2 separate regions of the Mus musculus genome follow, and region 2 is linked to region 1. Evidence: chromatin loops called from intact Hi-C (ENCODE). Cell type or tissue: heart. All regions are shown on one strand. Each heading gives the region's core, and the rest is flanking DNA. Links, peaks and the distances in the headings are about the cores only.

Region 1 (5,378 bases), core at 78-5,077:
GAAAGAGAAAAGACAAAGAAATGAACAAATGTGAAGACTGGAATCTGGTTTGGAGCCCTGGGATAGCTGGGGTGAGGCTGCTGTGTATGCAGTTCAGCTCTACCAGGCCTTCAGGGGATGCAGAGTGAGCAAGGTCAGGGCCTGCGCTGGACACTGGTGTCTGACTATGGGTGCACTCCAATTCTCTACTCCCAGGTTAATCAGAGAGGTTTCATACATGTATGTGAGGTTTTCTTTGTTTTCCAGGACCAGGTGCCCAAACTCTCAAGTACCTGCATAAGTATACTCTGCACAGCCCAAGATTATGAGGCAAAGTTCTGATTAGCCTCTCTAAAGCAGGCTGAAACATTGCTTGAAAGAGCAATGGGCCTCTCACTGGATGAGACACAGGAAAGATTTGTTCCTATTTAGATAATGTAGACTTGATGAGAAATCTTGCTTGTCAACTTGACTGTATCTGGGATCAACAACAACACAAGCACATAGGCATTCTTGGGAAGAACTGGTTTTTCTTTTTAAGACTAGGATTCTCTATGTAGCCCTGGCTGTTCTGGAATTCACTCTGTAGACCAGGCTGGCCTCACAGAGATCCACCTGCCTCTGCCTCTCAAGTGCTGGGATTAAAGGTGTGGGCCACCATTTCTTGGGCATGAAGAATTGTCTTAATCAGATTACCTGAAGCAGGAAGACTCATTCTAAATCTGTGTAGCACTTTCTCATGGCAGATAAGAGGACAGAGAAGAAGAAACTTTGCTTTCTGTCTGCTTGTTCTTATTCTTGGAGGGAAGGTCATCTATCAAGTTTCTGCAGCGTTACCTCACTGATATTAGAACTGACTTCTTTGGATCAGCAGTGAGATCTCCAGGAATCTTTTAGGACTCCAGCACCGAATTGGGACTGTGGAGTCCAGTCTTGTGGATCAAGCACCTTTCTAGGGTGGGACAGCCATTGTTGAACTACTTGGACTGCATCCTGTAAGCCAACTAAATAGATCTCTATCTATCTATCTATCTATCTATCTATTCTTTTAGTGGAACAACTCAGATGGCTAAAACAACCCATATGGCTTCTTCACTCAGTGACTGTTCTTCCAGCTATAAGCTTACCAGATTCATTTGCCTGGGACCTTTTCTCTCCATATGACCTCTGTATGAATCTTTCCAAGGTGGAAGAGCAGGAGAATCCCAGGACAACAAATAAACAAATACCTCCCAAACCAGACCAAGCAACAAAAGAAACAAAAAATAAGATCAGAGCTGGAACTGACACGTTATCTCTTTACCATATCCTTCTATCGGTTTAATATAGTCAAGGTCCAGCGTACATTCCAGGGTAGTGGCCCATACAAGGTTATGCTATTGGGAAGTATGTATCATTGGGAGTAGGAGAGGCACTGGCGTTAGCAAGAAGGGTGTGCAAGCTGAGAGCGCTCCCGGTAATTCTGGGCTGTTCTTTCTTCAGAGAATATGGATAGGTCGTGGGGTACAAGATAATGCTAAACTTCTCCTGCAGAATTTAAGGTACACATAGACATGGTCTGCCACTGGTTCAATCCGCTCGCTATCAAGGAAAGCCTGGCTGTGTGTGCATTCAGTCAGTTACACATCTATTCATATGCAGGTGCTTAATTAACACACGTGCCATTTTGTTATCCCTAGTTTAGAAACGCGAATGCAGTAAGTACTACTTCTTCAGGTCTCAGCTAGCAACACACGACATCATTAGCCTTTTGGGTCCGGTTTCTCACCAAAATGGAGTTGGGGTTATAAGCTGAGCTTTGGAGGCGTCCAAAGGGTAACACTTACCACAGTCAGCTTGTCTAGCAGAGCCAGGCAGCCACTGTAAGGAGGTACTGGCTAACTCGTCGTAGCGCGGTGCGGAAAGCAAAGAGCCTCCGTAGACTAGGCGATGTTCATCCGCGCTAAGACCCTGGCATTGAGCAGGTCTACATGCTGGGCACGCCGGAAGACCACGGCCCTGGTCCCGCCCCCGCGCATGCCAGCCCCGCCCCTGCCCGACGCACAGCGGGAGCCCCGCCTTGGATATGGACCCGCCGGGCCACCGTCGCCCGGCCCCGCCTAGCACGGCCAGGCGAAGGGGAGCCGGCGTGCGGGGTGTGTATGTGTTCGCTGGGCGCCGGCTCAGCCCCAGGAAGATGGTGGCGGTGGCGGCGGCGGCGGCGACTGAGGCGCGGCTGAGGGGGAGCACGACGGCGACAGCAGCGCCTGCGGGCAGGAAGGGCAGGCAGCACCGACCCTGCACCGCGACAGGGGCCTGGAGGCCGGGACCGCGCGCCCGGCTGTGTCTACCGCGGGTGCTGTCGCGGGCGCTGCCCCCGCCGCCGCTGCTGCCGCTGCTCTTTTCGCTGCTGCTGCTGCCGCTGCCCCGGGAGGCCGAGGCCGCTGCGGTGGCGGCGGCGGTGTCGGGCTCGGCCGCAGCCGAGGCCAAGGAATGTGACCGGCCGTGTGTCAACGGCGGCCGCTGCAACCCTGGCACCGGCCAGTGCGTCTGCCCCACGGGCTGGGTGGGCGAGCAATGCCAGCACTGCGGGGGCCGCTTCAGGTGAGTGCGGGTGGGGAGTGCAGGCCCAGCCTGATGTTCCAGGCCCAAGGCAGGTGCAGGGCTTGAAATCGCGAGGGTAGAATTTGCCCCACTGTGTTTGATGATGGCTTGCCTCCTGGAGGGATGTTCATTTGGTGGCCTTCGGGTCTGCCTGTGGTGGAAGATTGAGAAGGAACGGGAACACTCGGGAGGCATTTGTTGCTGTGGGTTAGATGTGGGTCCTGAAGAGTATAAAAGCCCACCTCGAAAACGGGCTTATTTAGGATAAATGAGGTATCAAGGAAACGGTGAGTGAGTGAGTTCTTCAGCACTTGCCTTTGACCAGCCCAAGAGATTGGAGATATGTGTGTCTGGAAGAAGTACAGCCGAGGAAGTGACATGTTGGGTGAAAATAGAAGGTAAGGCTGGGTTGTAAGATTTCAGGGATAAAAGTACCATTGGTTGTTGTTCCAAGGAAAGTGAAGAAACTAGTTTTTGGATCCTCACTGTTGGCCTATTGGAACGGGGTTGTCTAGAGAGGAGAATCCTATTAGCCCTAGATTCTCCACAACATGCAGTTGGCTTGGTTTGGGGCAGAACCTCTTGGAGAGATCACTTTTTAATTAGCTTTTATCTATTATTTGCTTCTGTTGTGAGAGAATTTTTGGATAATGCACACAGGTAGATCCATCATCCAGAGTTTGATGTGGTCCACAAGAAGTTAGGAACACAGCAAGGGGAAGTTATAAGACCTACAGTGTCATCCATATCTCAGGCAGATATTTGTTGACTGGGTTCCCCATTTGACGTGGGAAAGTGAGGGAATGTGAACGTGGCGTAGGATTGATTCTTGCTCCAATTGATCTTATGTTCTAGTGAGGGCTGACAGGCAGTCAACACGTAACTAGGCAAAAGGAATGAGCAGGATAATTTCAGATAGTGGTAAATGCTAAAAGCAAAATACAAACAGGTGGTCGGTCTTCCAGGATTCCGATAAGTGGTGACATTAGAAGCCACCCATTTGAGTGTCATTTGATCTGAGTGAGGCCTGAACCTGGCATAAGAGAACCTGTGGAAATGAAGGGGCAGAGAGTGTGTGACTGGCTAGCAGTAAGCAGAGAAGTCTCGGAGGAGGAGGAGGAGGAGGTGACATTGAATTTGAGCATGTGAGGTTAAGTAGGATTTGCAAGCGTGAAGTTGGGGAGAAGAATTCCAAATGGAAAAAAAAAGCTGCAGACATAGTGGTAGAGTCCAGAAGGTGGAGTTTTGCCAGTGCCCCTGTAGTAGAAGAGAGTTGTAAGGGAGAAGCTTGGAATGTTAAAGTAATAGATCTCTGTTAGATCTTCTAGGGGACTCAGAGATCAGTGGCAAGATGAACTCTTAAGTTTTACAATGGAGAAACCAAGGAACCTCAGCACCAGTGTTTCGGGGGTTGGTCTAATAGTTTAGCGTGTTGTGATTTTAGGCTTCGAGATACAGTGGTAAACAAGTTGTATGTAATTTTATTCTTGTAGAACTTAACTTTTCGTTTGGGAGTAAAAAATACCATAATGGAGCTGGAGAGCTGGCTCAGTGGTTAAGAGTACTTGTTGCTCTTGCAGAGGACTGGGGTTAGGTTCCCAGCACCTACATGGTGGCTCATGATCATTTATGACTCTAGTTCCAGGGGATGTCATGCCTTCTTCTGACTTCAGGCACCAGGCACACATGCAGGCAAAACACTTACACAGGAAATAAAAATAAATATTTTTAATTTGGAACTTACTGTGTAGGCCAGGCTGGCCTCAAACTCACAGAGATCAGCCTGCCTCTGCCTCCCAAGACCTGGGATTAAAGGCATGTGACATCCTGCCCCCTTAGTCCCCCCAATAAATAATTCTTTAAAATTATTTAATTTTAAATCCAGTAATCAATATATTGTAATTTTGCATGATTGTGGAGGTGAGGGCAGCGGTAGAAGCCAGCTCCTTTCAGAGTGAGACTAAGATTCATCTTTCTGTTGAGATACTCCTGAGGGGCAGGATGGGGGATGAGTGACATCAAGACAGGTTAGAGGGGAGATCCAGTGTCCATAGCAGAGAGAGCAAAAGGGACCAAGACTGCAGAGAGAGGTCGGTGCAGTGCTATGCCACATAGAGGTAGGAAGTGGATTTAGGATTTGACCTTTCACCAAAGAGCAATGGGATGCAACAGGTCACTCTGTTTTCATGAAATTGTAGACTTAGAGACGGGAACCAGAAAGGGAATAGCCTTAAAGGTCAGTTGACTTTAGATGCTTCCAAGATCAGGGGGATTGATGGAGGGACCTTCAAATTCTGAAAACCTGGGCTACAGGCATGAGATGTTATGGGCAGTTGATAGAGACTGTTGGTGTAGGTCAGAGCCAGACACCACTGCTGCTAGTAGAGACGAGGTAGATATTGTGTGGGAGTATAGAGATAAAATGGTTAGGTCTCTCTTTCAGATCGGTTTGTTCTTGGACATGTGAACACGATAGTGAGGAGAAAAGGCTAGCTCTTACTTTGGGTGATTGAGAGGCAATATTTACAAGGCACAGGGACATAGGTAGGACTAGGCTGAGATAAGCTTAGATTTATACACAGAGTTTGGGGAGTTTTCAAGGTATGTGCCTGGCACATGTTCCTTGTTGGTTGAGGTTATTTACCTGTAAGAGGGCTTGCCAGGGAGAGAAAGAGATCTGAGTGTCCACATGAATAGTTCAGAGAAGAGCCTTTTAAAACAGGACAGGCACTCCTGATAGTGCCTCAGCTACTCTCATATGTAAGTGACTGTCACAGACATTCCCTTTGAGCTTGTGCTCATTAAGGCTCAATTAA
Region 2 (5,378 bases), core at 315-5,314, 88 kb before region 1:
AGAATTCTGAGTTTGAGGCCAGCCTAGTTACATAGCTTGTTCCAGGATAGCCAGAGCTCCATAGAGAAAAACTGTCTCAATAAATTAAAATAAATAATAAATTTAAAATTATGTAAAATGTTTAAAAAATATTTTTGAAAAGTAAGTACCTCATGTTGGCCTTTTCTACGCAGTGAGGCTAAGGAAGAAGCCTGTGGTGGCCTACTCCATTCATCCTGGCACTCAGAGGCATCTCTGAGCTCCATCTCTGTGAGTGTGATGTCAGTGTCATCTACACAACAAGTTCCAGGGCAGCAAGGACCACATTGTGAAACTCTGCCTCAAAACCCAAAAACCTAGAAGCATAAATCTGCTGATCTTAACTTTCTAACTATAAGGATTTAAAAATGACCTTATTAATTTGAAGTAAAATGCTTATTTGCTAGGTATCCCCTGTGCAAAATTACAGGGTAAAAGCACATCTCTGGGAATTTAAACACACTCTTTATTTTTAATACTAAAATGTCCTTGCAATCATGAAATGTGTAGCAACTGGAAACTTCCAAAATAAATTCTTTCCAAACCACTGCATGTAAGGGAAGATATTTTATTTTATATGTGATATTTTTGTTTTGTTTTATTTTATTCATATGGGTATTGTGCTTGCATATATATCTGTGTATTACTTGTGTGCCTGGTAGTTGCAGAGAAGCCAGGAGACAGGGGTCTGATCTCCTCAGACTCAAGTCGCAGACAGTTGTGAGTCACTGTCTAGGCACAGGGAATTGGATCCAGTCCTCTGGAAGAACACCCAGTGTTCTTAACCACTGAGCCATCTCCCCAGACCCCTGAAAGAAAGGCCATTTTATTTTATTCAAGGCAAGGTCTTTTTATCCTAGCCCTGTCTCGGAATCTCCTAGGTAGACCAGGCAAGCCTCCCAAGTGCTGGGATTAAAAGCTTGAAACACTTTTCCTGGCCAAGAAATTTAAAGTCAAAATCTGAAACAAACAATAAACTGAAAAAATAAACTGATGGTGTCTCCTACTAACATTAGAAGCTGCATCTATGAAGTCTCACCAACATGACTGTCCAAGCATGGGCTGCACAGGGCCACCACCAATGGACATGCCAACATGGGCAGAGAAAAACCGGCGAAGCCTCAACCCTACACACAGAACTGTGGTCGCTGAGAAAAAGCTGCGAGTGGGAGAGCTGTTCTTCCCAAGGAAGAGCACACCAACTGGCTGTCCAGTGACAAATAGTCAGCCCTGAAAGCATACATAAAATAATATTATATGGACTGAGGAGATTAGATATAGGAATATATATATATACACACATATATACGTATATATGTATGTATGTATATATGCTCAATAATAATTAAAGAAAAAAGAGGCCAAGGATTGAAAGAGGGGGAGGGCCACATAAGAGGGTTTAGAGCAGTGGCTCTCAGCCTTCCTAATGCTGTGATCCTTTCATACAGTTTGTGGTGGTGACCCCAAACCACAAAATTATTATTGTTGCTCTTTCATAACTGTTATTTGTCACAATGTAAATGTCTTTTGGAGACAGAGGGTTGCCAAAGAGGTTGCAACCTGCAGGCTGAGAAACATGAAGGAAAGGTTAGGAAAATGTGTTACAATGTATTATAATGTCAAAACCTAAGAAGAAAAGGACCTGAAGAAGATCACAGTGGTGGCTGTGCATGCAAGCCTGCAGCAAGAGGCTGAGAAGCGCCTGCATCTGAAGCCAGCCTGATACAGAGTGAGAGCTTACCTCAGACGGAAAGGTAAGGAAAACCAAAGAAGATGCTAACTCAAAGTACTTTCAGTCTCCCTTTTCTGCGATCATAATAAAAAGGACAGCTCTAGCTAAACTATATGAATAGTATTGGGGTCTTTTCCAAGGTAAAATTTTCTCAGACAGAAAGATAAGGAAGAAAAAAATGAAGAAAGGATACTAACTCAAAGTCTCCTTTTTCTGTGATCTTAATAAAAAGAACAGCTCTAAGAAAACTATATGGGGGCTGGTGAGATGGCTCAGCGGGTAAGAGCACTGACTGCTCTTCTTAAGGTCCTGAGTTCAGATCCCAGCAACCACATGGTGGCTTACAACCACCCGTAATGAGATCTGACCCTCTCTTCTGATGCGTCTGAAAACAGCTACGGTGTACTTATAAATAATAATAAATAAATCTTAAAAAATATTAAAAAAAGAAAACTATATGGGTAGTATTGGGGTCTTTTCCAAGGTAAACTTCCAAAGATGATACAACTCAGAACTATTTAATAGGAAAACTCTTCACTGCATGACAGGCTTTCTTGTTTATTTTGTGGTGATCAGCAGCAGCCTTGGTGCCCACTAGATGCCAGTAGTGCCACAGATCGAGCCATGGCCATCAAAACTGTCTTCAGACATTGCTAAATGTCCCCCAAGGGACAAAACGGCCCCCCATCTGAGACCACACTACTCAAGTGAGATCATCTGACATGGAATGTTTGCTTTCATGGCATCCCAGCTGCCTTGCAAGTGCCTAGTCTCTTGTCCAGTCTTACTTGTTTGTTCTATGTCTCCTGACTCATCTTGCAGACAATTTATAATGCTAAGTACACGATATGAGAAGTAGCTCCTGGGCAACAGCCCACAGGAGCATCAACGCTCGCAGTGTCTCCAAGCCAGAGAAGGCAGACTGCAGGCAGAAAGCCTGCATTGTATTAAAGTCACACAAAAAAACAATTCCCAAAGACAGCAGGACAATAGCCCCTTGTTCCTCAGCTAAAGATCCACATAAAATCTTCTTTCTCACAGAGCAGCTTACAAGAGCAGTCCGTCTTTGCCTCAAAGCAGAGAGTGCTTTCACTGGCAACAGCACACGATCTGAACCTTCCGTGAAAAGGAGCAGCGGGCAATCCTAAGAAAAACTAGCACCCTGCCAAGAGACAAAGCCAAACACCAATGTCTGCTTTGGTCTCAAAGATGATTTACCCAATAAATGTATTCTGAAAACTGCTGCTGACAGTCCGTTATCCAGTCCATGACCAATAGGAATATTCTATTTTAATAGGTCAACACGGAAATGCTATTTTTCACTATTAAAAAGATAAAATCTTACCTGGTATAATCCTAGCTACTTGGGAGGCTGAGGCCAGAAGGCTGCCAATTTTAAGACCAATCACATTATTCAAACAGTAAAACAAAATAAGGCAAGAATTTAGTGGAGCTTTGGACTATTTAAATTCTGCTTATATTTTCCTATTAAAAGATCACAAACAGGGTGCTGAGTGTATGTCTTTAATCCCAGTACTAAGAAGGCAGAGGCAGGTAGATCTCAGAGTTCAAGGCCAGCCTGGTCTATACAGTGAGTTTCAAGCCAGTTAAAGCTATATGAGACTCTGTCTCAAAACAAATAAATAATAACAAAAACCCAAAAAACACAGACACAGAAATAAAAAATCATGAACTGGGGATGTCCAGATGGCTCAGCAGTTAAAAGTACTTGCTACTCTTCCAGAGGACCTGGGTTTGATTCCCAACACGTGAATGGTGATTTACAACCATCTGTAACTCCAGTTCCAGGAGATCTGATGTCATCTACTGGGCTCCAAGGGCCTCAAGCATGGGAGCACACACACATGCATACACACACACACAGTACACATACATACATGCAAGCAAAATAGTACAATACAGTAAAATTAAAATTAAAACAATTTTTACAAGAAGATCACAGCTGTGCGTGGTCTTTAATTCCAGCACTCGGGAGGCAGAGGCAGGTGGATTTCTGAGTTCGAGGCCAGCCTGGTCTACAGAGTGAGTTCCAGGACAGCCAGGGCTATACAGAGAAACCCTGTCTCAAAAAAAATCATGAATTAAGGGTCCAAAGAAATAAATGACTCTCTCCTACCTTTTGCTAATATAATATAGACTTACCATCTAGAATTTCTTCAGAAAATCCCGTTTTCTCAAAATCAGTGGCATTCTGACTGTACAAACCAAAAAGCAGGTAATTTGCCAGCTCTCTACAGCCTTCATTGTACCTGCTGTCAATTCCTGCAAAGCAAAGAAGGCTTAGGATTAGCTGGCCTATACCATGGAATACAGTAAGAGCCCGTTTAGTAAGGCCTTGATGGCCAAACCAGGTTTGTGCTAAAACTAAATAAATGACCCCTTGTAAGAGAAACGGGCTGAGGCATAAGGTACCTTCCTTGGATCTCAAAATCTACACAGGTCGGAGAATTAAGCAACAAGATTACTAAGGCTGTTAATTCTGAAAAGCATTTTTTCTTTCAGTTTTTACTTTACATGTATAGGTGTTGAACTTCCATATGTATGTGTATCATGTGTGGAAGAGCACCCTCCATGATCTACCAGATCCCCTAGAATTAGAGTTATAGATGGTTATGAGTCACCATGTAGGTGCTGGGAATAGAACCTGGGTTTTCTGGAAAAACACCAAGTGCTCTTATCTATGAACCACCTCCAGCCCATATGAAGCATTTCTTACGGGCAAAAGGAACCAGAAAATATGGTGTTCTGTGGATTTACTACAGATCTTGGAATATTTTGTTAGCCTAAGAACAGATCTCAGAGAGATCCTCATGAAAAAACGTATATGATCAACTAAAGACAAGTTAAAGTGGTTCGAAAAAAGAGGAAGACAAGTGGACAGACTAGCACCCACTGGCCCTTCCCAAATGTCAGAAGCAGTGTTTAGACTGCACTGTAAGGGGTGGTGCAGTGACACACACTCCTGCAGATAACCTTCACTAAGGTTAGTCTAGAAAGGCTGGACCAGAGACAAAAGGAAATTACACGACACTGTCTTTACTTCTGTCTCTCAATGACTTTGCCATCCGAGGACTACAGCTATTGGCAGGATGGAAGGATCAGAGGCAAGCAACTGCTCTCTGTGTGGTTTTGAAAAGAAAGGGTTGGGCTGGCTAGATGGCTCAGCGGGTAAGAGCACCTCCAAGGTCCTGAGTTCAAATCCCAGCAACCATATGGTGGCTCACAACCATTCATAACGAGATCTGATGCTCTCTTCTGGAGTGTCTGAAGACAGCTACAATGTGCTTACATACAATAAATAAATCTTAAAAAAAAAAGAAAAAAGAAGCCGGGTGGTGGTGACACACGCTTTTAATCCCAGCACTTGGGAGGCAGAGGCAGGCGGGTTTCTGGGTTCAAGGCCAGCCTGGTCTACAGAGTGAGTTCCAGGACAGCCAAGGCTACACAGAGAAACCCTGTCTCGAAAAAAAAAAAAAAGAGAGAAAAAAGAAAGAAGAAAGAAGAGAAAAGAGAAAAGAGAAAAGAGAAAAGAAAAAAGAAAAAAGAGAAGAAAGGGTTGCAGCAGGCACAGTGGCGCCAGGACTTTAATACTAGTATTAGGGAGGCA

What was found. A loop is a pair of places that touch in the nucleus more often than their neighbours do. Peaks named below come from ENCODE experiments on the same cell type or tissue, not always from the same donor. Only the 100,000 strongest peaks of a DNase experiment are listed, where the experiment ranks them.
Region 2: a loop joins it to region 1, with 2.2 times the contacts of the local background. A loop is called at or near these places in 3 of 42 quality-filtered maps.

Annotation. Positions count from the first base shown.
Region 1 is chr2:130,904,406-130,909,783 of GRCm38, forward strand. It overlaps Atrn (attractin), which reads left to right and starts at 2,090. Exons shown (of 29, transcript NM_009730.3): 1 at 2,090-2,562. The coding sequence starts at 2,156. It overlaps A730017L22Rik (RIKEN cDNA A730017L22 gene), which reads right to left and starts at 1,991. Exons shown (of 3, transcript NR_015523.2): 1 at 1,806-1,991. In heart, for the core only: no CTCF peak of the experiment used is centred there; DNase peaks (open chromatin) are centred at 2,046 and 2,576; H3K4me3 peaks cover 2,326 bases; H3K27ac peaks cover 1,610 bases.
Region 2 is chr2:130,816,556-130,821,933 of GRCm38, forward strand. 4930402H24Rik (RIKEN cDNA 4930402H24 gene) reads right to left here. Exons shown (of 37, transcript NM_029432.2): 3 at 3,914-4,033. Among named protein-coding and RNA genes, the nearest start is that of 4930402H24Rik, 21 kb to the right of the region's middle. In heart, for the core only: a CTCF peak has its summit at 2,333 (motif pointing right); no DNase peak of the experiment used is centred there.